Linked DNA regions of Mus musculus: region 1 is linked to region 2. The links are chromatin loops, found by intact Hi-C in ENCODE. Cell type or tissue: heart. All regions are shown on one strand. Each heading gives the region's core, and the rest is flanking DNA. Links, peaks and the distances in the headings are about the cores only. Region 1 holds the start of Rexo1 (REX1, RNA exonuclease 1). Region 2 overlaps Onecut3 (one cut domain, family member 3).

The links. Hi-C counts contacts between places; a loop is a spot of excess contacts. Peaks named below come from ENCODE experiments on the same cell type or tissue, not always from the same donor. Only the 100,000 strongest peaks of a DNase experiment are listed, where the experiment ranks them.
Region 1: it touches region 2 in a loop (3-fold over the local background); 8 of 42 quality-filtered maps call a loop at or near these places.

What each region holds. Positions count from the first base shown.
Region 1 is chr10:80,550,649-80,563,126 of GRCm38, reverse strand. Rexo1 (REX1, RNA exonuclease 1) reads left to right here and starts at 1,567. Exons shown (of 15, transcript NM_025852.3): 1 at 1,567-1,863; 2 at 12,062-12,478. The coding sequence starts at 1,707. Gm31057 (predicted gene, 31057) reads right to left here. Exons shown (of 3, transcript NR_168571.1): 2 at 9,798-9,923; 3 at 7,746-9,140. In heart, for the core only: a CTCF peak has its summit at 5,611 (motif pointing right); a DNase peak (open chromatin) is centred at 5,506; H3K27ac peaks cover 1,344 bases.
Region 2 is chr10:80,499,390-80,511,867 of GRCm38, reverse strand. All of the region lies in intron 1 of Onecut3 (one cut domain, family member 3), which reads right to left. Among named protein-coding and RNA genes, the nearest start is that of Onecut3, 11 kb to the right of the region's middle. In heart, for the core only: a CTCF peak has its summit at 5,475 (motif pointing right); no DNase peak of the experiment used is centred there; H3K4me3 peaks cover 420 bases; H3K27me3 peaks cover 4,283 bases.

The sequences.
Region 1 (12,478 bases), core at 3,485-8,484, 51 kb before region 2:
TGTGTAATAACCCAGGGCCTATGTCATATGTTCGTCATGCACCAGTGCTTATCCAGGTGACTTCTCTCTGTGAGAATTGTTAAATGCTGGTAGAATACCCTTCCAAAATTGCATGTGTTGGCTCAAGTCTGTAATCCTAGGATCCCAGAGGCTGAGGCAGATGGATTTTATAGATTTGAAAATGAGATGAGCCTGGAGTGCAGAAGGAGAATCTTTTAAAATAAACACCAAATAAATTGATTAAAAATTTAAAAAGCAGGCGGCCATGGTGACTCAGGCCTGTAATCTTAGCATTTAGGAAAACTGTCAGAAGTCCAAGATCAGTCTAGGCTACAGTGCCAGACCCTGTCCAGACAAACAGAAAGAGGGGTTCTGGGGATGTTGCTCAGTGACTGGAGTAACTGTCTAGCAAGCACAAGGCTTTGCGTTTCATCTCCAGCACTGTGTAATGGGCAAGTCCATCCAGTCTGTGTTACATGAGACCTTACCTCAATCAAAAGCAAAACAGAAAAGCGGTTGGGGAGAGGGCTCAGTGGGTTAGAAAGCTGTGCACAGGTCTCAGGACCTGAGTTCTAATCCCCAGCACCCATTTAAAGCTGGGTATGACCAGGTGAGTGCCACCCTAGGCTTTGGGGTGGAGGCAAGCAGATGCTGGGAGCTTGCTAGCCAGCCTGCCCAGCTGAAGTACTTCAGTGAAGAAGCCTGTCTTAAAGGAAAGAAAATGGAAGACTAAACAAAGGGGTGGGAAGCTGTATGCTCCTCTAACCTCTGCATGCGGGTGCACAGTGTCGCCTCCCTCCAAACACCCCAGAACAAAGCAAAAACAAAAAAACAAAAAAACAAAAAAAAAAAAATCAAATATATTTCCAGAGTGTAGCTTAGTTGGAGTGCCCTTGTCTAGTGTATGTATCTAGGCACGGCAAAAAGAAAAAAGAAATGCCCCACTGATACCCCTCGTGGTTAGGTGACTATTTGAGCATCAATTAGGTAGGTTTCTCAGGATAGGCACCTCAGCCAATTAAGACCCTGGCTAGAGAGTTGGCTCAGTGGTGAAGAGCACTTACAGCAATTGGAGACTTGGGTTCGGTTCCCAGTACTCACATGACCGTTCATAACCATGAGTAGCTCCAATTTCTGGGTATCCAAAGCCCTTTTCTGACTTCAGCGAGAATCAGAAACACTCATGTTGCACATACATAGAATTAGAAAGTAAATCCTAAATCAAACAAAAACCCTGGCCGTGAAGCTCTCCTCGTCCTCCGGGGGGCGCACGACGGCCTTATATAGCCAAAGATTACAGCGGAGACTCGCGGTGCATTTCCAGCCAGGCGCACTCTGGACAGCCCAGGCTTCTCAGGGGCTTGAGGCTCAAGATTGCGAAGCTGCACCCGCGAAAGTCCGGTGCCGGAAGGTTCTCAGGACCAGAAGCATATAATCACGCGTTCTTTAAAGCTTCTCTTGTCCTAAGCTTCGGGTCTTCCGACGGCTACAGTTCCGCGGGAGACGACATTGTAAGCAGGCGCACTTCAGTCAGCCCTTCCCGGCGTCCCTAGCGACAGCGTCCCGGGGGCCTCTGGGGGCCTCGGGGCAAGATGGCGGCGTCGGCGGGGTCCGAAAAGCGCGAGCGGAAGCCTCCGGGGCGAGTGTGAGGAGGGGTCCCGGGGTCCCGGGTATCTCCGGGCCGGGGCCCCGCTGCGGAACGGACCATGCTACGTTCTACCGGCTTCTTCCGCTCCATCGACTGCCCATACTGGGCGGGAGCTCCCGGGGGGCCTTGCCGGCGGCCCTACTGCCACTTCCGGCACCGCGGAGCTCGGGGTCCCGGCGCTCCCGGTAGCGGCGGCGCAGCATCTCCTGCATCAGGTAAAGCCCATAGGACCGCCCTGGGTCCCACAGCCCGCCCGTGCTACATGTTTCCCTTGCTCAGCCAGACCGCGCACTGTCAGATTGCTGTCCCTCTCCTAGCTGCCATCGCGATGCTGTGCAAATGTCTAGACCTCTCTGGTCATTAAAGCATAAAGACGGTCACGACGGAGCGAGAGACCGTGCATCCCCGTCCCCAAGCTAGGGGACTTGGTGCAACTCCTCCGGTTCTTATTCTGTCCACCTTGTTCCGAACGATATATCATTCCCTCCCGTCACCACGCACGCCACCCTGTGCGCTTGTGGCATACCTTGTTTACGAACGCGACAGTTTCCTGGGATGAGTCCCCCCCCCCCCCCCACTGTCTCCAGTAGTTGGATGCACAAGGCCATAGGGGCACCTGCTGTTTGTCGAGCGGAAAACCCCCTTGCCTTGAACGGGTGTGGACTTTGAGCTTGGCAGGGAGCATGTCGCAATTAGTGTGATGACATTTTGAAGAAGGCCTCAGGGATCAGGCAGTGTGTAGGAAGTATTGTATTAGAGAAAAGACATTAAGGTTTTGTTATTTGTCTTTTGTTTGTTTTTACTGTTGTAGGCCAGGCTAGTTTTGGACCCAGGACCCTGAAGCTGCAACCTCCTAGGTTCTGGGATGGCCCTAACCGGACCCTTAGGATTCCAATTGCATTTAAAGAAGACATTGGAGAGCCTAGAGAGATGGCTCCGATTTAAGAGCACTTTCTGTTTTGGGCTGGGCCTGCTGCGTGCACACTTTTAGTCCCGTTTCTCTAGAGGCATTGCCGGGTGGACCTCTGAGTTTGAGTCCAGCCTGGTCTATATAGGAAGCCTTGTTCCAGAAATCCATAGCCAGTGAGTCCCTGTCTGAGGGGTGGGGGCCACGCTTGCTACTGTTGCAGAGGCCCTGGATTGGGTTACCAGCAGCCACATGGCTGGTTTGTAAACCCAGTTCCAAGGCACCAGCCATGTGTGGTGCAAATGCAATCACCCAGGCAAACTCTCATGTGGATGAAATTAAAAACAAAAACCTTTAAAAAGTGGCATGGCACCCAGGTATGGTGGTGCATGCCTTTAATTTCAGCATTTAGGAGGTAGAGGCAGGTGAATCTCTTTGAGTTTAAGGCCAGCCTGGGTTACATATGTGGTCATCTCTAAAAGAGAGACAGGGCATTGTTGACTAGAGTACCGTTTAGTCCCCTCTGGTGGCCTCTGTTCCTTAGAAATGGCTTGGTGAACTTCACCACTGACTCCACCCCCAGGTCCCAGGTTTATTTTAGACCACTCTCTCTCAAGCTGTTGTCTTTTATTTAAATAATGGTATATATATATGTGTGTGTGTGTGTGTATATATATATATACATATATATATATATCGAGCATTTAAATGGATAGATAGGTTCACTGTGTAGCCCAGGCTGGCCTCGAACTTGAGGTGATCTTCCTGCCTCTGCCCTCTGAGAGTTTGAGGGCCAGGCATGACCTGCCACATCTCTTGTTGTTGGGTCCCCATCCTCACACATACATTGGCCTAGGACACCTGCACTGCAAGTGGCCCTTTGACAACTCTGTGTGTGGTGGTCAGGCTCCACACCTGGCCGCCATTGTCCTTGCCGGGTCAGCCGGGGACTCAGCCCAGGTGCTTGGGAAGAGGAGGGGCATAGCTTGGCAGATTTCACTGCAGGGTGGGCCCTGAGTGCCTGGCATAGGCGACCTCTCAGGCTGCAGTGCCCAGCTTGGTGACATGCAGTGCCTTTCGTTTCCTATAGACTTATGCCTGTATGGGTGTCCAACTCGGTGTGTCTGCAGAGGCCAGAGGGGGACATTGGATTCCTAGGTCTGAATTTCCAAGTAGTTGTATGCCTTCAGCCATTAGTGTTACGGATGGAGTTCTGACCGTGGCAAAAGCAACCAGTGCTCTTAACCCCTGAGCCATCTCTTTCACCCTTTTGTTGTTTTGTGGGATTTTGTTTTGTTTTTTGAGACAGGGTCTCTGTGTACCCCTGACTGTCCTGGACTCACTCTGTAGACCAGGCTGGCCTTGAACTCACAGAGATCCTCCTGCCTCTGTCTCCAGAGCACTAGGATCAGTGGTGTGCACCCCCACCACTAAGTTGACATCCTGGCTTTTAAAGTTTACTTCCTTTTTGTGGATTGGGGATGGAAGCTGTCTTCTGCTGTGCCCAGTGCTGGACCCAATACTGTGCCATCCCAGTGCTGTACCCGGTACTGTGCCATCCCTGAACAGTGTTGTACCTGGTACTGTGCCATCCCTGAGCAGTGCTGTACCTGGTACTGTGCCATCCCTGAGCAGTGCTGTACCTGGTACTGTGCCATCCCTGAGCAGTGCTGTACCTGGTACTGTGCCATCCCTGAGCAGTGCTGTACCTGGTACTGTGCCATCCCTGAGCAGTGCTGTCCCCGGTACTGTGCCATCCCTGAGCAGTGCTTGGTCCTCACCTTTCCTCTCACGTTGTTCTTCCTGTGCTGTCTTGCGCCACAGCTGGTTACTTGGTTCCCCAGAAGGTCATGTTTGGGGTCTGGTGCTTCTCTGTGTGTCTGACAGTCCTCAGGGAATGGTGCTCCGTTCCTCGTGGCATCTCCTGGTGTCCTAGACATGATGTCCAGTCCTGCTCTTCCTGCTCTGGGGATTCTTCTGTCCTCTCCTCAGTGCTCCTCTGAGGAGGCCTGGGCCTGGGCTGCTCTGGATTAGGATAAAGTCCCTACACCTGTGGCTCAGCCTTGGTGGCATCCCTTGGGCTCCCTGGAGTAGCCCTCCATGGCCTTTGTACCCACAGGAAAGCAAACCCTTATGTGACTGGTCTCCAGTGGCTCAGAGCTGCAACAGAAGCTAGCCACCTTTTCTCAGCTGGGATACATAGTTACCCTGTTGAGATGCTGAGTGCTATGGAGGAAGACAGGCTGAGGGACAAAGGAAGTTTGTTCACTGATACCAGTGAGGGAGGTTAGAGCTATGGGCATAGGAGGTGATTCCTCGGTGGTAGCCCCTGTGAGTGGCAAGACTGGGCCTTGGGTTTCTCTCTGGATTCCTATTGGCTGGTGTACACGAAGCCCGGGCCCCAACACAGCTACTGTCCCTGTCAAGGGAGGGGTATGTATGAGAGGAGCAGAAATGAGAAATCAGGGTGTCTGAGCCAGAGAGCTAACCCCACCCCCACCCTTGCCATGTCTTCAGGGCCTTGGAACCTCCATCTGAGACCCCCAGCAATGTTGTGTGGGTGGCAGCCAGGAGTGAAGTGTGAGTGGCTCCACACACGCCCAGCCAGAGGTGTTCCCATATTTCCCTGTGGACAGTTTGGTGCTAAGGGCAAGTCCAGAACAGAAGCTGTGGAGCTTCTTAGAAGGAACAGGCTTTGTCAGGTAAAGGAGGGTGTTCCTAGGGCAGAGAGTGGGGGGTGGGGCGAGAAAGTGGCTGTGGCCAAGTTCCTTCTGAGCCTTGAGGGCCTCTGGAGGCCTGGATCCCATCCCAGTTCCCACAGCACATGCTTGAGCAGTGAGGGTCAGAGGGGACAGACACTTCTGGCCTCTTCCCACTGAACCCTGCCACCACATGAGACCTGTGACTGCCATTGACCTGTTAGACCAGGCTTGGTGCACTGCCTGGGGAGACAGGGGCTTTGGAAGTGGCTTTCCTTGTCTGAGCAACCTAGAGTCCCTCGGGACCAAGGGACTCCTGCCACTTTGGGCTCCTTCCCAGAGAAAGACCCACTTCTCCAGGAAATGCCAGCAGGGGGCGCTGCAGTCCACAACATGGTTGTCAGGGATAGCTGGCCCTGTGGATGCCCGGAGACATCAGTGAGGAGAAAGGCCCTGATTGCCTTCTAACAGACAGTAACACGCCATGGTCCTCTGGTTGGACTGCTGTGTCAGGTGTCTGGTGAACATTCTCCTCGACCAACTCTTCCAGTTCCAGCTCTGCCCAGCGAGAGAGCCTCAGGGCTACACTCCTTGGCTACCTTGCTGGTGGTGGGCAGCTGGTTCCACTGGCTGGGGAAAGTGGCTTAGAGGGCAGATGGGCATCCCAATATATAAGCAGGACAGAATTTAGGATGCCGACCCCTACTGCTCAGCTGCCACACCTGCCCGGTGATCTTTAGAGTGCTGTTAGTGGAGAGTGCAAGCTGCCCAGCTTACATCTGTCCCACATCTGCCCCTATTCATTGCTCCTCTGTCTTCGTTATGACACTGCTGCTTTCTGAGACCATCCTTCGCCTGACCCTCTTGACCTGATTCTGTGGCCTGTCTGTCCTGCTGCCATTTAGATAAAGGACTTGGGATTTCAGGTGACTGTTGGTACAGGGACAGCTGGAGTAGGGGTTTGCAGCTGACATCCTGTCCCAGGACACCTTCCCACAGAGGGAGGGAGCGCCAGGTGCAGATGCACTGAACTGAGCCTGTCTAGGACAGGCAGATAACTAGGAAGGTCTGCAGGGGTGGGGTGCTAGCTGACTCCTGGAAGTATGGCTTCTAAGGGGGCTCTTTCATGCTGAGTCTTAGAGTACCTGTGGCAGTCAGGAGCCCTGTGGGAGTTAGGGCATGCTCCTGTCTTGAAGGTGGCTTGTCCGTGGGTGCTGCAGTGCTCCAGTGGTCTCTGCAGACAGCCACTTCTAAGGATGATGGAGCTCTGTTCCACAGTAGCCGGGGAGTGCTGGGAGTGGGTGGCAGGTCTCCAGCCCTGCTTCACTTTGCCAGTGATCTAGGCCCACGTGCTCTGCGGCTCTCTGAGGCTCTGACCATCCTTGACTCAGCGCACACCTATGGGACTCTGGGTAGAAGGATAGACAGTCAAGCACATGGACACTGACTCACACTGGTTCTGGAGAGAATAGCTGGGAACTGAGAAGTAGCTGGGGGCTGAGGAGAGGCAGGTTTTTTTTTTTTAAGATTTTATTTATTGTTTCTTTGGTTTTTTTTGGGTTGTTTTTTGTTTGTTTGTTTGGGTTTTTTGTTGTTGTTTTGTTTTTTGTTTTGGTTTTTCGAGACAGGGTTTCTCTGTAGCCCTGGCTGTCCTGGAACTCACTTTGTAGACCAGGCTGGCCTCGAACTCAGAAATCCGCCTGCCTCTGCCTCCCAACTGCTGGGACTAAAGACGTGTGCCACCATGCCCGGCAAAGATTTTATTTATTATTAAATACACTGAAGCTGTCTTCAGACACACCAGAAGAGGGCATCAGATCTCATTACAGGTGGTTGTAAGCCATCATGTGGTTGCTGGGATTTGAACTCAGGACCTTCAGAAGAGCAGTCAGTGCTCTTACCTGCTGAGCCATCTCACCAGCCCTGAGAGGCAGGTTCTTGTCATATGGCTCCTAAACTTTATTTTAAGATATTTTTTTTTGTTTTGTTTTTCGAGACAGGGTTTCTCTGTGTAGACCTGGCTGTCCTGGAACTCACTTTGTAGACCAGGCTGGCCTCAAACTCAGAAATCCGCCTGCCTCTGCCTCCCAAGTGCTGGGATTAAAGGCGTGCACCACCATGCCGGGCTTTTTTTAAAGATTTATTTTATGCCTATGAGTATGCTATAGCTGACCAGAAGAGAACCTTGGATCCCTTGTGAGCCACCATGTGGTTGCTGGGAATTGAACTCAGGACCTTCGGAAGAGCAGTCAGTGCTCTTACCTGCTGAGCCATCTCACCAGCCCTGAGAGGCAGGTTCTTGTCATGCGACTCCTAAACTTTATTTTAAGATTTTTTTTTGTTTTGTTTTGTTTTTCGAGACAGGGTTTCTCTGTGTAGACCTGGCTGTCCTGGAACTCACTTTGTAGACCAGGCTGGCCTCAAACTCAGAAATCCGCCTGCCTCTGCCTCCCAAGTGCTGGGATTAAAGGCGTGCACCACCATGCCAGGCTTTTTTTAAAGATTTATTTTATGCCTATGAGTATGCTGTAGCTGACCAGAAGAGAGCCTTGGATCCCTTGTGAGCCACCATGTGGTTGCTGGGAATTGAACTCAGGAGCTTTGGAAGAACAGTCAGTGCTCTTAACTGCTGAGCCATCTCTCCATCCCTTAAACTAGGTTTTGAAGGCCAATATGAGTTTGTCTAGTGGCTGGAAGATGCCAACAGAAAACTCTGCTGACATGCTGACTTGATATCCAGCCTTCTAGAAAGGTTTTGGTGACTCTGAAGTGCCACTGGTTGCTGTGGGATACTGTCTTGTGTAGTGGGAAAGGCTGGGACTGAGCTCATCCTGGTCTTCTGTTAACAGGGTTCCTGCAGCTGCAGTGAGCTGTTCATCTGAGGACTTGAGAGTTTGTGTGTTGAGAGTCCTGGGACTGGGAGTCCTGGGTCTGTCCATTGAGTGGGAGGTGGGCATTGGGGCAGGTCCCAGACCTGAGTGGGTGACAAAGAGAACCTGGTTGGGGACCTTGCCATAGTTCTGAGCAGAAACCGTCATGTGGAGTGGTGGGGGCAGGGCTGCATTTAACCGTCTGAAAGCCCCACATGACCCCACCAGCCTCCATGACAAGTGACAAAAGGACCGTGTTCACATAATACTGGCCAGCATGCTCTTCCTCTGAAGATGCAGGGCCCTCAGTCGCCAGCCTGAGCTCTGGTGAGTTGGCAACTTGGGCCTGGGAGACATCCTGACTGGGTCTCTGCTGGTGTCAGGGTGGGGCATAGAGGGCCCTGGCCATCTCCACTGGGATCCAGTTAGGACGGCCAGGCTGGTCTTAGAGAATTTTCTTTATTGGCTCACAGCCCTTGTGGACCATGGGAAAGGAAGGCTACCTCTTGCCTTGCTCCAGGATATTAGCATGTGGCCCCACCGCCTTACCTATCAGCTTCTCTTCTGGACTGTCGGGTGACCATGGAGGCTCCATGGCTGTTCCTGCCTCAGAGAGCCCAGCATCTTAGGCATGGAGGGGGCACCCCTTGCATCCCACTTAGCAACTCCATCTGCTTGGAAGCCCTTGGCATCCTACAGGGCTGGCCTTATGGAAAGGGAGGGCTCTGAAGGATGACCTGGGGACAGGGATCCTCGTAGGGTAAGACTTGCTGTGTGCCTATACTGAGGCTGAGCAGCACTTCCTAGGCTCTCCCGCCCTCTTCTGTGGCCAGGTCTCACACTTGTGTGCAGCTTCCCATAGCTCTCTGGCGACCTGCTGCCGACATGTGTGGTCTCTGTGTGTGAGCCACTGAAGGTGACCTCGGAGTCTGGTCCTGCTTGGATGACCTCATGTGTCCAGTGGTGCTGAGCTGAGGGGCGTGCCTGGATCCCAGTGTAGGGTGGAAAGGGTCAACCTAGGAAAGATGGATCACAGTCCTCTGTGGAGACCTTTGGGCTGTATGGCCATCCTTGGCTTGGCATTCAGGACCATGCCCGGCAGAACGCATCTGAGACAGCCCAGCGTGGACTGGTTCTCCCAGCACCTCGCCCCAGCACCCCTTGCACTGCCCGCTCGCCTCTCCTTCCCTCTGTCTGAGGAGCACCCTTTTCCACCTCCAGGCTGGGAGCTCTCTTATCAGAGCTCTCACTGAGCCAGGCCCCAGCAGCCTCTTGGCCTTTATCAGCCTTTTGGCCTTGAGCAGAAACCTCGGGTGCTGGTGCTGCCCAGGGACTGACTTCCTGTTGTCAGGAGAGGACCAGTGTGATGCTGCCCCTGAGACTGGTGCCTCTGGCGTGGCCTGTCAGAGGTCTAGACAGATGTGTGGAAGGAATTACCCAGGACAGTGCTGCTTAGCTGTATTTGGGTCATTCCTCCCATAGACAGGCTGACCAGGTGCCGTTTCAACCTGGGGACCCCAGTTTCCTGTCCAGCGCTCTCTCTGTAGCACTAGTAGGGTGATGGACCATTCCATCACTGCCCAACCTGGGACTCAAGGACCCTTCCCTATAGGTGGGGGATCCCCAAGAAGATAACCTTTATAGTGTGAACTCAGTCACCTGTGTGGACCAACCTGTCTCCCAAGAAGCAAGGTTGAGTGTCCACGCTTGCATAGAAAGGCCCATGCCTTCCTTCTGCAGTCCTCCCGCATTACTGTTCGTTGGGCTGGTGTGATCCTCTTGTCTTAGTCTCCTGAGTCCTAGGACAGTAGGTGTGCATTCAGGCAGGGCCTTGCTGGCAGGGGCTCTGGGTGCAGTGGTCAGTTCAGCCTTGGTTGAATGTTTTAGTTTCTAAATTTTTCCTCCTTTCTTCCTCCTTCATCCCTCTCCCTCTCCCCTCCCCGGGGAGGGGGGGGGCTTTGGGTGTGCTAGACAAGTTTCTTTTGAGATTGTGTTTTGCTAGCTTAAGATGGCCTTGAACTTCTGATCCTCCTGCCTCAGCCTCCTGCATGGCTAGCCCACTGCCTCTGATCCTTAGAATGTTACTTTTTAAGAAGCCAGCCCAGTCAAGCCTGGAATCTCACCCTGGGTCACCCCAGCACCTGGGAAGTAGAGGCAGGAGGATCAGAAGTTCAAGGTCACCCTCAGCTGTACATCCAGGCTGGCTAAGATTTATTTTTGTTTGTTTTTTTTTGTTTTTCGAGACAGGGTTTCTCTGTATAGCCCTGGCTGTCCTGGAACTCACTTTGTAGACCAGGCTAGCCTCGAACTCAGAAATCCGCCTGCCTCTGCCTCTACTGGCACAGTAAGATCTTACATCAAATAACTAAAGGGAAAGTCCAGAGAAGTTGCCAATTCTTTTCACAGGTCCGTGCGAGTTTGACCCAGCCTCTGCCCCTGCCTCTCAGCAGTAGGGCCCCGCCCCCTCCGTGAGCCGTCTTGTCTCATCCCCTTTCTCAGCAAGAGAGGTTCCCTTCTCTCGTCCTTCAGGAGGTGTGGGCTCCCCTATTTGTCTCCTCATTATGAATGTGTGTCTGCATGGGTGTAGTGGGTACCCATGGAGGCTGAGGTGTCATCCCCTGGACTAGACATGTAGGCTTGTAGGTTGCCTGCTGTGGCTCTGGCTGGCTCCAGCCCCTCCCTTTCAGGTGCTTTGTGAAACAGTGAGGCACAGGAGGTTCAGGTGCCAGCTCAGTGGTGAAGGCTGAGCACTGGAATGAATTAGTTAAATCGCTTTGGCTCCTGGTGGGTCGAGTGGGTGCTGCACCCAAGAGCTCTCTGGATTCTCAAATGAAACACACACACACACACACACACACACACACACACACACACACACACACACGCCGGGTGTGGTGTCGAACACCTTTAATCCCAGCACTTGGGAGACAGAGGCAGGCGGATTTCTGAGTTCGAGGCCAGCCTGATCTACAGAGTGAGTTCCAGGATAGCCAGGGTTACACAGAGAAACCTTGTCTTGAAAAAACAACAACAAAAAAACAAAACAAAAATCTGGGCTTGCTGCTTTGTGCTTGTGATCTATGCTCTAGGGGAGGTGGAGCCAAGAGGATCTACTAGACCAGGAGTTTGAGCTAGCCTTTCAACCAGTGAGACCCTATGTCAGTCAGAATGACACATTCATGAACCTGAGCTTGCCAAGGCTGCCAGTTTAACCTCCGTGCACTCGGCTGGGGATGGTGCTACAGGCCAGTCCAGAGCCTCACACTGCTTGACTCCCATCTTAGTGCTCTCCAGGGAACCTCTTTTTGTACCCCCTTTGATACAGGATCTCATGTTGCCCAATCTAATGTTGAACTCATTCTGTAGCTGAGTATACCTTTAACTCCTGATCCTCCTGCCTGTACCTTCCTAGAGCTGGGTGATGGGCATGGCCACCACACCAGTACATGCGGGGATGAAGCCTGTGCGTCCCCAGTAGTGCCCTACCCACTGAGCCCCAGCAACACACACACACACACACACACACACACACACCTCTGCACAGGTCCTAGAGTAAACTGGGTGATCCCACCACAGCAGTGTTACAGTGTCACAGTGGTGTTACATTGTCACAGCAGGGCTTCTTGAGGCCCAAGCCTGGTATGCAGTAGGTTCTGGACTGCTGGTTCTCTTTTTATGTTTTTGGTTTTTTTTTTTTTTTTTGGTTTTTCGAGACAGAGTTTCTCTGTGTAGCCCTGGCTGTCCTAGAACTCACTTTGTAGACCAGGCTGGCCTGGAACTCAGAAATCCGCCTGCCTCTGAAATCCACCTGCCTCTGCCTCCCGAGTACTGGGATTAAAGGCGTGCGCCACCATGGCCAGCTGACTACTGGTTCTCTTAATTTGCACATCTCTAGCAAACTTGCTCAGTGGCTGTTCTGTGTTCTCTTCCCTTCCAGGGCTTGGCTATGACCCGTACAACCCAGAGCTGCCCCAGCCTCCTGTGCAGAGGGAGAATGGTGCTCTGGGTCAGGGTGATGGCATGCTGGAGCTGGAGCTGGTCAACCAGGCCATCGAGGCTGTGCGCGGCGAGGTGGAGCTGGAACAGAGGCGCTACCAGGAGCTCCTCGAGACTGCACGGGGGCACAGTGCTGGGCCTTCAGCCCTGGCGCCTTGCAGCCCTGCCACAAGCATAGATGACGATGACACCTTCTCATTGGCCCTAACTTACACGCCGGGTGGCCTGCTGAGCCCGGATGCTGCCTACCAGCCCACCCCACTGGCTGTCCCTGCCGAGCCAGGGCACAAGTACTCACTGGCCCCTTCAGACAGGAGTCAGGGCAGAGCTGCAGGAGGTGCTGGTGCCCTGGAGTATG
Region 2 (12,478 bases), core at 2,851-7,850:
GACTCTATGCTCTCTTCTAGCCTTTGTGGGAACTGGTATGTACAGAGACACACTCATATACGTAATCAAAAGTAAAATAGCCGGGTGGGAGTGGTGCATGTCTCTAGTCCCAGCCCTTGGGAGGCAGAGGCAGAGGGATCTGAGTTCCTGGTCTATAGTGTGAGTTCCAGGACAGCCAGGGCTGCTGCTCAAGCAAACAAACAAAACCAAATAAATTAATTAATTAAAAAAGAAACAGGGGCCTAGAGAGATGGCTCAGCGGGTAAGAGCACTGACTGCTCTTCCGAAGGTCCTGAGTTCAATTCCCAGCAACCTCATGGTGGCTCACAACCATCTGTAATGGGGTCTGATGCCCTCTTCTGGTGTGTCTGAAGAGAATGACAGTGTACTCACATACATTAAACAAACAAATAAAATAAAAGAAAGAAAGAAAGAAAGAAAGAAAGAAAGAAAGAAAGAAAGAAAGGAAGGAAGAAAGAAAGGAAGGAAGAAACAAGGAAAATGTATATTCCACCAGAATATTTCGCCAACTATCTTGATATTAAGCACAAAACTGGGATGAAGGTACAGTGGGAGTGATGTGTAGTGGTCACACCTTTCATTCTAGCACAGAGACAGGGGATCTCTGTGAGTTCAATCCCAGCCTGGTATACATAGCAAGTTTCAGGCCAGCCAGGGCTGCATAGAGAGCCTGTTTAAACAAACAAACACAGCCGGGCCTGGTGGCGCACGCCTTTAATCCCAGCACTAGGGAGGCAGAGTTGGCTATACAGAGAAACCCTGTCTCGAAAAACCAAAAAAAAAAAAAAAAAAAGAAAAAGAAAACAAACAAACAAACAAACACAGAGAGCCAAGGACTGCAAGAGTGGATGATATTTCACAGATCTCTCTTCCTTCCTTCCTTCCTTCCTTCCTTCCTTCCTTCCTTCCTTCCTTCCTCTCTCTCTCTCTCTTTCTCTCTCTGTCTCTCTCTCTCTTAGTCTCTCTCTGTGTCTCTGTCTCTCTCTCTCTCTTGGTCTCTGTCTCTCTGTCTCAGTCTCTCTGTTTCTGTCTCTCTGTCACTGTCTCTCTGTATCTCTCTCTCGGTCTCTGTCTGTCTCTGTCTCTCTTTCTGTCTCTCTCTTTCCCCCATCCCCCTTCAGGGCTTACATTAAGTGTAGGATAAGTGAAAAATGCCAGAACAGAAGAGAACCTGGGAGTTGCTCTGTAGGAGAGGGTTCCCTCTGGAACTGCTGCGGTACCAGCCTGGAACGGAAAGCTCCAGGGTAAGTCCTGAGAGCTCACTGCCTCATGAATGCCTCCCTTACACAAGCCTCAATGAGTTGGTTTTGCCTCCCGCTTGGGCAGTGAAATTGCTCGAGTGGCTTAAGGATCTGCAGAGTTGCACAAAAGAGGAAATGGAATCCTTACAGTCTCTGTGGCTGCGTCATGGATTCGACACGCATGGCCAAACCACGAGCATCCCATGGCAAAAGGTGGATCTCTCAGCAGATGGGCAAGCTGGTTGGGGGCGGGTGGGGTTTAGAGATGAAGGATGTCACAAAGGCTGGGAGAAAGCTGTCAGTAAAGACCTCAGATAAGCAGGAGGGCCCGAGTTTGAATCCTCCAAACCCACGAGAGTCTGCTGTTGAGGTGAGCTTCTGAAATCCTAGCGCTGAGGACTGGGAGACAGGCAGATCCCAAGACAACCCTGCCTGGCCCTAATCGGTGAGACGCAGGTCTCCTGAGAGACTCTACTCAAAGGAAAAAAAAAAAGAAAAAAAAGAAAAAGGTGGATCAGGGCAAGAGGGACACTCAGCTCAGCGGTTACAGCACTGTCTGTGAGCACAGAGGATCCAGGTTTGTTCCCAGCACCCACCAGGGGCCTCACAGTCATCTGTAAGTCGAGCTTCAAGGGGATCCCACGTCCTCTCTGACCTCTGAGGTTGCCACGTGGTGCACAGACAGACATGCAGCCACAACATTCAAATGCATAAAGTAAAACTAAACAAATTTCCAAACAAATAGTGTGAGAGGAATTGAGAACCTCTGACGTCACCCGTGCACGTGTGAACACACAGACTGGGATCTGAGGCACGGGCGGCAGCGGGACCCGTTTTGGTTGCTGGAATAAAATACCGAGGTGAAGAGAGCTAGGGGGAAAGGGTTCATGACAACTCGGCTCGCAAGCTTGCTTGTGACTACCCAGCTTGCACTCTTGCTTGAACTCAGCTGACTTTTCCCCACTCTTTCTTTTTACATTTTAGTTTTGTTTTTAGTTGAGAGTGGGGCAGTGTCTTGCGTGTGTACGTGCAGTACTTTCTCAGGCCAGAAGGGGGAGGCAGATCACAGGAGCTGGAGTCACAGGTGGCTGTGAGCTGCAGTTGCTGGGAGCTGTGGCTGCCCTTAACTACTGAGCTGTCTACACAGCCCCCTCCCATGCCTTCTCTATTCACACAGTTCAGGACCCAAATCCAGGGACAATGTACCAGTCTTCTTCCCACCCAAGGTAACACAACAGAGAACCCCTTGGCCAGTTATGATAGTGCATGACTTTAATCCCAGCATTCGGGAGGCAAAAGCAGGTGGATCTCTTTAAGTTGACCAACCCAGTCTACAGATCGAGTTCTAGGATAGCTAGGGCCGCATAATAGAGAGACCCCGACTCAAACAATAACAGAGCACAAAGGTGATCCCACACAGACAGGCCCACATCCACCTACGCTACAGTCCCTCACTGAGACGCCATTCCCTGGTAGTCCTTGGTTGCCTCAAGTGGACAATGAAAATTGACTGTTGCCCAGCCAACCTGCATGGTAAGACCCTGGCTTCCATCCTAAACCCTACAAATATGCACCTATATTTGGCAAAGGCTGGCAGGTAGATGGTGCTCCATGCTGGCGGATGGACACTAACAGAAACAAAGGGAGATGGTCTTCCCTGAGGTTCTTAGGAGTGTGGTGGCAGATACTCATCCTGGGATGAGGATCCAACTAGAAGAAGAAATCACCCATCTATCTATCTATCCACCCATCTACCCATCCACCCATTCACCCACCACCCACAATCCACCCACCCATCCATCTACCTACCTACCTACCCACCCATCCACTCATCTATCCATCCACCCATCCATCCACCCACCCATCCACTCATCTATCCATCTACCCACCCACCCACCCATCCACTCATCTATCCATCTACCCACCCACCCACCCACCCATCCACCCACCCACCCATCCACTCATCTATCCATCTACCCACCCACCCACCCACCCATCCACTCATCTATCCATCCACCCATCCATCCACCCACCCACCCATCCATCCACACATCCCATCCACCCATCTACCTATGGTACCACCTAGCAGTCTACTACTAGACTGTTAGAAGGGGACAGAAATACAGATTCTCAGAACACACAAGATTTTCTTGTCAAGAGCTTTCTATGGATTTGTTATTCTGTCCTTATGATAAAATATTCCTTTTATTCACACAGAGACAGTAAATCATTTGTCTAGAGAGGGCCAGCCAGAGACAAACCATTGACAGGCCAGACCTGGGTGGATCTTCTTGGAGTCTCTAAAGGGGAACCCCAAACCCAGGGTAGGGGAGAGGCCAGCCACAGAATAAGTCTGGAAAGAAACAAAAAGTCCCTTTTGGGTGGATGGTTCATGAAACCACTGCCTGCTCCCTGTCTTCCGTCTAGTGACACAGCCCTGGCTCCAGGCTGAACTGCTGTCTGAACCCATGGTCCCCCCACTCCCCATTTCCCGCTGCCCAAGAGAAGGATTCTGGAAGATGAGGCTACAGGGACCCTTATAGCAGCTGTCAGCCTCTAAGTCAACTCAAGCCAAGCTCTCTCCATTTCAGTGCAGAGGAAACTGAGCCTGGGAGCACCAGGCCAGTCACAGACTCTTCTTCAGGGCCCAGGCTGACCTATGGTGTGGGTCCATCTCCATTTAAGAGATAGCCTCATCCTAGGCTGAGTTCTTCTCTCTCACCTCCAGTGATCATCTCCACTGTCTCTTTCAGACTCCCTTCCTTCCAAGCACTGCCATGCACCGTACATCTGCCCTATTGTCTTCACCTCCATCTCCTCTTCCATCTCCTCTTTCTCTTCCTCCATCTCCTCTCCCATCTCCCTCCTCCTCCAGCGCCTTCATTCCCCTCCATCTCCTCCTTCATGTCTTCCTCCTGTCTCCTCCTTCACCTTCCACTGTCCTCTCTCAATCCCACCCTCCCTTCCCCCATTGCCACCTAGACAGCCAACTGCCCAACGCCCGCCACACCCATCCTCCCCACCCCATCCCCGCCCTCACTTCTGCTGCATTTTGGCTTGCTCTCTTGCTTTCTTCTCTCCCATCCGCACTGTTAACCGTGGTGTCCTCAAATCACTATTAAACATAGCACGATCCCCACCCTGGAGTCTACCTCCTCTAGCCTGGGCTCCCAGGGCCACCTCCAGGGCCCCATCAGCCTTCTCTGTGCCATCGGAGCTGCCTCACACAGGTGCCTTGACAGCTGCAGGGCTGGGGTCATAGTCATCTAGTTCTAGGGATTGGGGTGAGTCTACAGGCCTCTCCTATCACCAGTAAAACCAAGACACACAGTGTTCAGTGCACACCAGTCCCATACAAGCCTCCTCCACCACCCCTCTGTCCTGATCTGTGGCTACCCCGCCTTTTTTGGAAACCAGGGTCTCATTGTGTGGCCCTGGCTGCCCTGGAACTCACCTTGTAGACCAGGCTGGCTGCTGCTCCCATGTATTAGAATTAATGGTGCGCACCAACATGGCTTGACAACTTTTTAAAAAAAAAGATTAAAAAAAAAAAAAAAAAGAGTTGGGCATTGTGGCGCACGCCTTTAATCCCAGCACTCCGGAGGCAGAGACAGGCGGATTTCTGAGTTCGAGGCCAACCTGGTCTACAGAGTGAGTTCCAGGACAGCCAGGGCTACACAGAGAAACTTTGTCTCAAAAAAACAAAACCAAAACAAACAAAAAAAAGATTAATTTTTCTTATTTAAAAATTTGTGTGTAGCTGTGTCTACACTGGGGCATGTGCAATGAGTTGCCCCATGTTGTTGGGTCTGGAGCTGGAGTCACAGGGTTGTATTCCATGTGGCAGGGAATTGAATTCAGGCCCTTTAAAACAGCAGCCACCCTTAGCCACAGAACCTTCTCTCCTGCCCCTCGCCTTGGAGCTTGTAGGTTTGGCTAGACTGGCCGAGGGCAAACCCCCAGGATCTCCTGTTCCTGTCTTCCCAGGGCTGAGACTACAAGTAGGTGTCACCATACCCTGGGGTGTGTGTGTGTGTGTGTGTGTGTGTGTGTGTGTGTGTCTGTGAGAGAGAGAGAGAGAGAGAGAGAGAGAGAGAGAGAGAGAGAGAGAGAGAGAGAGAGAGAGAGAGAGCCCGTGTTCCTGCCACCCACCAGCTTTGCCCCATCGTCTTGAAGTTCACATTGTGTCCAGAAGAGGGCAGGCGCTCCCGGTCTATTGGGTTATATCCCGCAAAGGCATGGCAGCTGGAGGCGAAAACCCTGAGTTTAGGGTGTAATCTGTTTAGACTCCGGGTTTTGCACGCGGGGAACCTGCGTTGCCCGTTTCTTGGTTCTCTAGAGTTACTAGAGTCTACAGACCACCCCAGGCCAAGGCCTTATGTGCAACTGTTCTGAGGTTTCTGGGGCGGGACTCCCTTTTTTTCCATTGCCCAGAGGTGGCAGAAAAAATACTTAATGAGTTGAAAAAGACACAGAGCTCCTCAGTTTCGTGGGGATGGGGTGTGTGTGTGTGTGAGAAAAGTCGAGGTCTGGGTCTCATCTCTCCCGTGGCTGTGAGAGCGGATTAGGAGAGTCTCACACAGGTCAGCTTTCAGGGGGTCATCCCCTCTGGAAGATGGATGGAGCAACTGTGAACAGACAACTACACATCACTTAAGCCCAGCCACAATAGCCTCTAACCCATGAAGCCCTTCACTTTACTTCCTGCAAAGCTTTGGCCTCATCCCATAAGAAATGATCCTAAGGCTGGGGCTCAATGGGTAGAGTGCTTGTAGCTCAGTGGACAGAGTGCTTGTAGCTCAGTAGACAGAGTGCTTGTAGCTCAGTGGACAGAGGGCTTGTACTTCAGTGGACAGAGTGCTTGTAGCTCATTGGACAGAGGGCTTGTATTTCAGTGGACAGAATACTTGTAGCTCAGTGGGTAGAGTGCTTGCCCAATAAGCATTAGGCCTTGGGTTTCATTTCCAACATTAAATAAATAGGCGAGGTAGCACATGTCTGCCCCGCACCCTCTCAGTGAAACAAAAGAATCAGTTCATGGTCCATCCTTGGCTACATAGGGAATTGGAGGCCAGCCTGGGCTATGAGAGACCCTGTCTCAAAAAAAAAAATTAAAAATTAAAAGGAAAGTTGGAGAGCTGGTTCAGCAGTGTTAAGAGCACTGGCTGCTTTTCCAGAGGTCCTGAGTTCAATTCCCAGCAACCACATGGTGGCTCACAACCATCTGTAATGGGATCTGATGCCCTCTTCTGGTGTGTCTGAAGACAGTTACAGTGTACTCACATACATAAAATAATCAAATCTTTATAAAAAAGAAAAGAAAAGGAAAGAAATTAAGAAAGGCATAGAAAGGTATCTAGGTACCTCCCCAGCTCCACCCCACCCACAGAGCACCCCCACAACCCCTGCCCCCCAGTCAGTCCCTCCCCCCCTCCCTGCCTCCCTCCCTCCCCGTCTACTAAGCCTGGTGTGTGCTGAGCGATGGCGGCGCCCGTCCCCCCTCCTCACTCTCACTCCTGCAGCCCACAATTCAATACCAGCCTGGTCTCCGGCTGGGATGATGGCTGGTTACCGTGGTGACAAGTCCTGCCCCACCATGAGCTGCAGGGTGGGGGCCTACGTTGAAACCAACAATCTCTCCCCAACATGGTGACTCAACCCAGCCAGGCTGAATTTCCCCGAGATGCTCCCGAGAGGAGCCTCTCTGGCTCTGTGACTCTGCCAGGGTCACAAGTCCCCAAGACATTCAGGAAGGTGGTTCCTGTGGGTGGGAGAGCCGGGTGAGGACCCTTCCCCACAGATTCCCAAACCAATTCCTTCTTCCCCTCCCCACACTGCCCAGAGCTCCCCTTGAGCACCTGAGCCAGTATCAGGTGTCAGATTGACCCCACCTCCCTCCCCTTCCCTCCCTCCCTCCCTCCCTCTCTCCTTCCCCCCTTCCTCCCTCCCCTTCCCTCCCTCCCTCCCTCTCTCCTTCCCCCTTCCCTCCCTCCCCTTCCCTCCCTCCCTCCCTCTCTCCTTCCCCCTTCCCTTCCTCCCCTTCCCTCCCTCCCTCCCTCCCTCCTTCCCCCCTTCCCTCCCTCCCCTTCCCTCCCTCCCTCCCTCTCTTCTTCCCGCCCTTCCCTCCCTCCCTCCCTTTCCCTTTTCCTCCCCCTTCCCTCCCTCCTTCCCTCTCCCCTTCCATCCCTCCCTCCCATAGAGGATTTTAATGTCTTCATTTTTCAAAGCCTATCTGGAACCGTCCACACACACCTGGCCTGCTCACTGCAGAGGAGGGGCACCTGGGAGTTAGAGAGTCACAAGGAAGGGACGTGGGGGCAGCCAGGGGCCGTTCCCACCTGGGCTTTCAGTCAAGGAGACCTCTCACTGATCAATCCTCCATGGGGGTAAACCGAGTGAGCAAACAGCACAGCGCACACAAACTTTGAGACTCTGGTAGTGCAGGTTGTCCTGAAGTTATTACATAGTTGAGGATGACCGGGACCCCAATGTCCTCAGTGGGCTCCCCTCCGACTCTTTTCTCTCTTTTGATTTAAGCTCTCGCTGCTGTAGCCCAAACTCTTGGCAATTCTTCTGTCTCAGTCCCCCAAGTGCTGGGATGACAGGCGTGTACCACCACGCCAGGCTGAGCTTCGATGTTTAATAAGTCATTTGCAAAGGGCAAGGCGGCAGTTGGAAGAAGAATTAGCAAAAGATGGCTGGAAAGGAACCAGGTGCCTGAAAACCAGAGGCCGGCCCAGCCAAGGCAGGTCAGCGAGGGAGCGCTTCAATTGTTAGTGAATTAATCCACTGATAAGGGCTCTCAGCCCTGGGCTCTGTCCCCGGAAGTGCGTCCTGCCTCTCCAGGGAACCACGGTTCCCAAATCACCTGACCTAGGACGGGCTGGAGCCCAACTGTGTGGAAACCGCTGTGCGGTGAGTGCGGACTGGTAGGCCGCTAGGCAAACCACGACAAGAGCTCTTTATCGTCGAGTATCCCGTCGGCTCTCCCCGGAGCCCGAGCAAGTGAGAGAATAAAAATAAAACTAACGAGGTCGTGTTTAGGGAGGGCAGCGCACACGCCTTTAATTTCAGTGCGCTCGGGAGGCAGAGGCAAGAGTATCTCTGAGAGTTTGAGGCCAGCCTGGTCTACAGAGGGAGTTCCAAGAGAACCAGAGCTAAATAGAAAAAAAAAAAAAATCCTGTCTCAAAAAATCCAAAAATAAAAATAATGAATATTATGGTGTGGGCAACAGGATTTCGAGTGTAATGTGATCTTCAGCTACACTGAAGGCGACTGCGACTAGTCTGGGTTACATGAGACTCTATCTCAAAAACAAAACAAAACAAAACAAAACGCTAATACAGAATTATTTTGCAAGATTTCTGAGGCCAGAAGAGAGAGAAGAAAGCGAAGGGCAGCGCAGAGGGAGTGACAGGGCAGGAGGCTGCTCCTCCTCCCGGCAACGGGGACCCTGCAAGCTCTCTTTCAAAGCTGGGCACCAACCGACCGTCTAGGATTTCAGGGATCCGTCCCGCCCAAAGCTGGTGGGCCTGCTCAGAGCCGCGGGGTGGTGTTTGCCGCAAGTCCATCCAGGCCTCTGGGCCCAGACGGGCCCTCTGCAGCTCCCCAGCGCTAAGTGCGAGGTCCGTGGCAAGGACGGAGGTGCCCGCCTATAGCAGTGACCGGTGCTCAGGGCTGCTTTCCCTGGGGAGTCCTGGGGATCCAGGCGGGCGCAGGTCCGGATCCTGTTTCTCTGTGTAGTTTTTCAATGTGACAATAATTCAAGTCCCTCAACTGTCCTCACCTGTGCCCACTGGTGTGACTTCCGGAGGTGTGACTCCCGGAGTTAATCCGCCTAGGGGAAACTGAGGCCACAGGTGTCTTGAGCTGCCAGAGGGTCACACGGACCTCCCAGCCACGCCCGCTCTGGTTCCAGCCTCTACCCTCCCCCTCCAGCACTGCCTAGGGTATTGATCACCGTCTATTTTTAATTAAAAACTTGATTCAAACCAGCTTGAACTCTCCTGGTTAAAGCCAGGCTGTTCACAGGCTAACACAAAGAGAGCACGGGGGCGGCCTGGCTTCCTTCCTCCAGCCTCACGAACTGCCAGGCCTCCTGGCTGCTGTTCCTCACCTGCTCCTCCAGCCCAAGTCCCCCCATACACGCAGGAGGGCTGAGGAGACCATAGACGGAAGGCTGTCCCGGGAAGCTGCCTTCTGCATCTTAGGGGCTCTGGCAGGGGAGCTCAGAGTCCCCATAGTGGCCATGAAGAGTCCCCCTCAGCTGGAGGCAGCAGGGCAGTGATGGGTGTGGCTTGTATTTTGGCCTGGAAAGGTAATAGTTGATAGGGAATCTACAGCTGGGGAGTGCCTTCGTTCAGGCTAGGAATTTAGTTGAAAGAGGCTTAGTAAGTTTGTGGGTTTTAAAATTACTTTTCTCCTTCTTCTTCTTCTTCTTCTTCTTCTTTTTCTTCTTCTTCTTCTTCTTCTTCTTCTTCTTCTTCTTCTTCTTCTTCTTCTTCTTCTTCTTCTTCTTCTTCTCCTCCTCCTCCTCCTCCTCCTCCTCCTCCTCCTCCTCCTCCTCCTCTTCCTCCTCCTTCTTCTCTCTCTCTCTCTCTCTCTCTCTCTCTCTCTCTCTCTCTCTCTCTCTCTCTTTTGGCAGGGTTTCTCTGTGTAGCCCTTGCTGTCCTGGACCAGGCTGAGCTCAGATATCTACCTGTCTCTGCCTCCTGAGTGCTGGGATTAAAGGCATGCACCACCACTGTCTGGCTAAAATTACATTTTATTCTGTGTTTGTGTGGATGTAGGTGGGGGGATAGCACACTTTCAGAGGTCAGAATGGAAGCTCTCCTTTCACCATGTATGTCCCCAGGGATTAAACTCAAGCCCCCAGGCTTTGCAGCCTGAGCCTTTCCCCCAACATATCAAACCCACCTTGAGGGATCTTTAGACAGAAGGACCAGAGGTCAGCCTCAGCTTCTCACCAAGCAGAAGAAACAGCCCTGCCGCTTGCTCCTGTCTACCAGACTCTGGAGTGGTCATAGGAAGTGTCGACTGGATTTAGGGCAAGGTGTGAACTTGACTTTCCTCTGACACCAACTTAGGCTCATCCTGGGACACTGACATGGGGGTGGGGGTGGGGACAGTCTGCCAGGAATTGAAGTCGCAGCGTCCTAGGGAGTCAAATGTACAAAGCTTGCCTTCCTTCTCCTGAGGATCTCTGAGGAGGGTGTGTGTATGTGTGTGTGAGAGAGACAGAGACAGAGACAGAGACAGAGAGACAGAGAGAGAGACAGAGAGAGAGGGAGACAGAGAGAAAGAGAGACAGAGAGAGAGACAGAGAGAGAGGGAGACAGAGAGAGAGAGAGACAGAGAGAGAGAGACAGAGACAGAGAGAGACAGAGAGGGAGACAGAGAGAAAGAGAGACAGAGAGAGAGAGAGAGACAGAGAGAGAAACAACTCACCAGTGTCCAGGATACTGTTACCTCATGAGAGCTAGAGGGTCGAACACAGGCCCAGAACCTCTGCTGTGTGGCTGCTATGAAGTGGGAAATGGGCTCACACCGCACCAGCTACTGCACTGGAAAGTGTGTGTCTTTCCTTAATGCCCACGGATGTCCTGGGGCTATACTTCCTTGTTTCTGCAATGTCCTAGAGCCCGGGCTAGAATCCCTCCCCACCCTGCCCCCAACACACACCATGAGGACTGTAGGCGTGGTCAGAGTGGAGCCCCGCCTAGAATCCCCCCACGCTAGGAGCATGGTCAGGGGCTGGACAGTTTCTTAGTATGCAGGAGGCTTTCGACTGAAATCTCTGTGGGATTGGCAGGCTGGTTATCCTGACCAGATCCTGCTCAGGTATAAGGGGCTCCTTGTAGGGACTCCAGCATGCCCCCCACCTGCCTCCCCGAGAATGGTTCACAAAGGCCTTACACAGGTTTGCCACCCATAGCCCTGGGGAGATGGCCACTGTGTATTTTCTGTGGCGACCTGGAGTATTTCCATTTTTGACCCACGTGGACTTGTGCCACTCTCCCAGTCCCTTTCAGGAGCCCCTGAAACACTCTGAGGGGCTTATGCAACTCTGTCCATTTCTCAGATTGGAAAACTGAGGCTCAGTTAAGAATGGAGAAAGGGGAGTCCCGGGTCTAAATAAGGCCTTTGGGAACAGACTCTACTTTCTGGGGTGTGTGGGGAGCTGTAGCCTTTTGTGTGTGTTGGGGGAGTCTATCAGAGGTTTACATGAAGACTCCAGGCCTTTGAGAATAAGAGGCAGGGCTGTACTTGCATGGGGAGAGCGCTGGCCTGGCATGCCTTTTGCCCTGGGTTCCAGCCCAGCATCCTAAGGTAGACATACTGGTACACAGCAGTCATCGCCAAACCCAGAGGCAAGGCAGGGAGATCAGCTGGCCTTAGTGACAGACCAAGGGACACCAGGATGTGTTCACAGCCTCAGATGGAAGGGTAAGAGTTTAAACTGGGAGGTGGTGGTGTAGGAGGTAGAGAAGATGGAGCTCTGAGACCAGCATGGTCTACAGAGTGAGTTCCAGGACTGTCTGGGCTACACAGAGAAAACTTGTCTCAAAAAGCCAAATGAAACATAAAATAAAATAACAAGGGGCAGACAGCTGAGCACCTCTCCAGGACCCACAGGAGAGGAAACAGGGCAGGGCAGGAGGGTCTCAAGGACCTGTGGTCACACACACTATGTCTGTTTCCTGTCCAGCGCTCTGGCCTGTTGCCTCTGTATCTGCATCGTCCCCAAGTGCAGTTTCCTTGTGGGGAGACCAAGCAGCCCACAGCTCCTAGACCTTTCCGTGCGTGCATGTGTGTGTGTGTGTGTGTGTGTGTGTGCACGTGTGGGCATGTGTGGGCATGTGTGGTGTGTATGCATGATATGTGTATGTATTGTATGTTGTTTATTGTGTCCGGTGTGTGTACAATGTGTAGTATGTAAGTATGGTGTATGGTATACTGTACATGTGTGTACAGTGTGTGGTGTGTGGTGTATCTGTTAGATGTGTGGTGTGTGTGTGTGTGTGTGTGTGTGTGCATATGTGTACAGAGTGTGTATATGTATGTGATGTCTGGTGTGTCTGTTAAATGTGTGGTGTGGGTGGTGTGGGTGTGGGTGTACAGTGTGTGTATATGTGTGTGGTTTGGGGTGTATCTAAATGATGTGTAGTGTGTGTGTGAATTCCTGTCTCCTCTTTTGAATATTTCATTATATTTG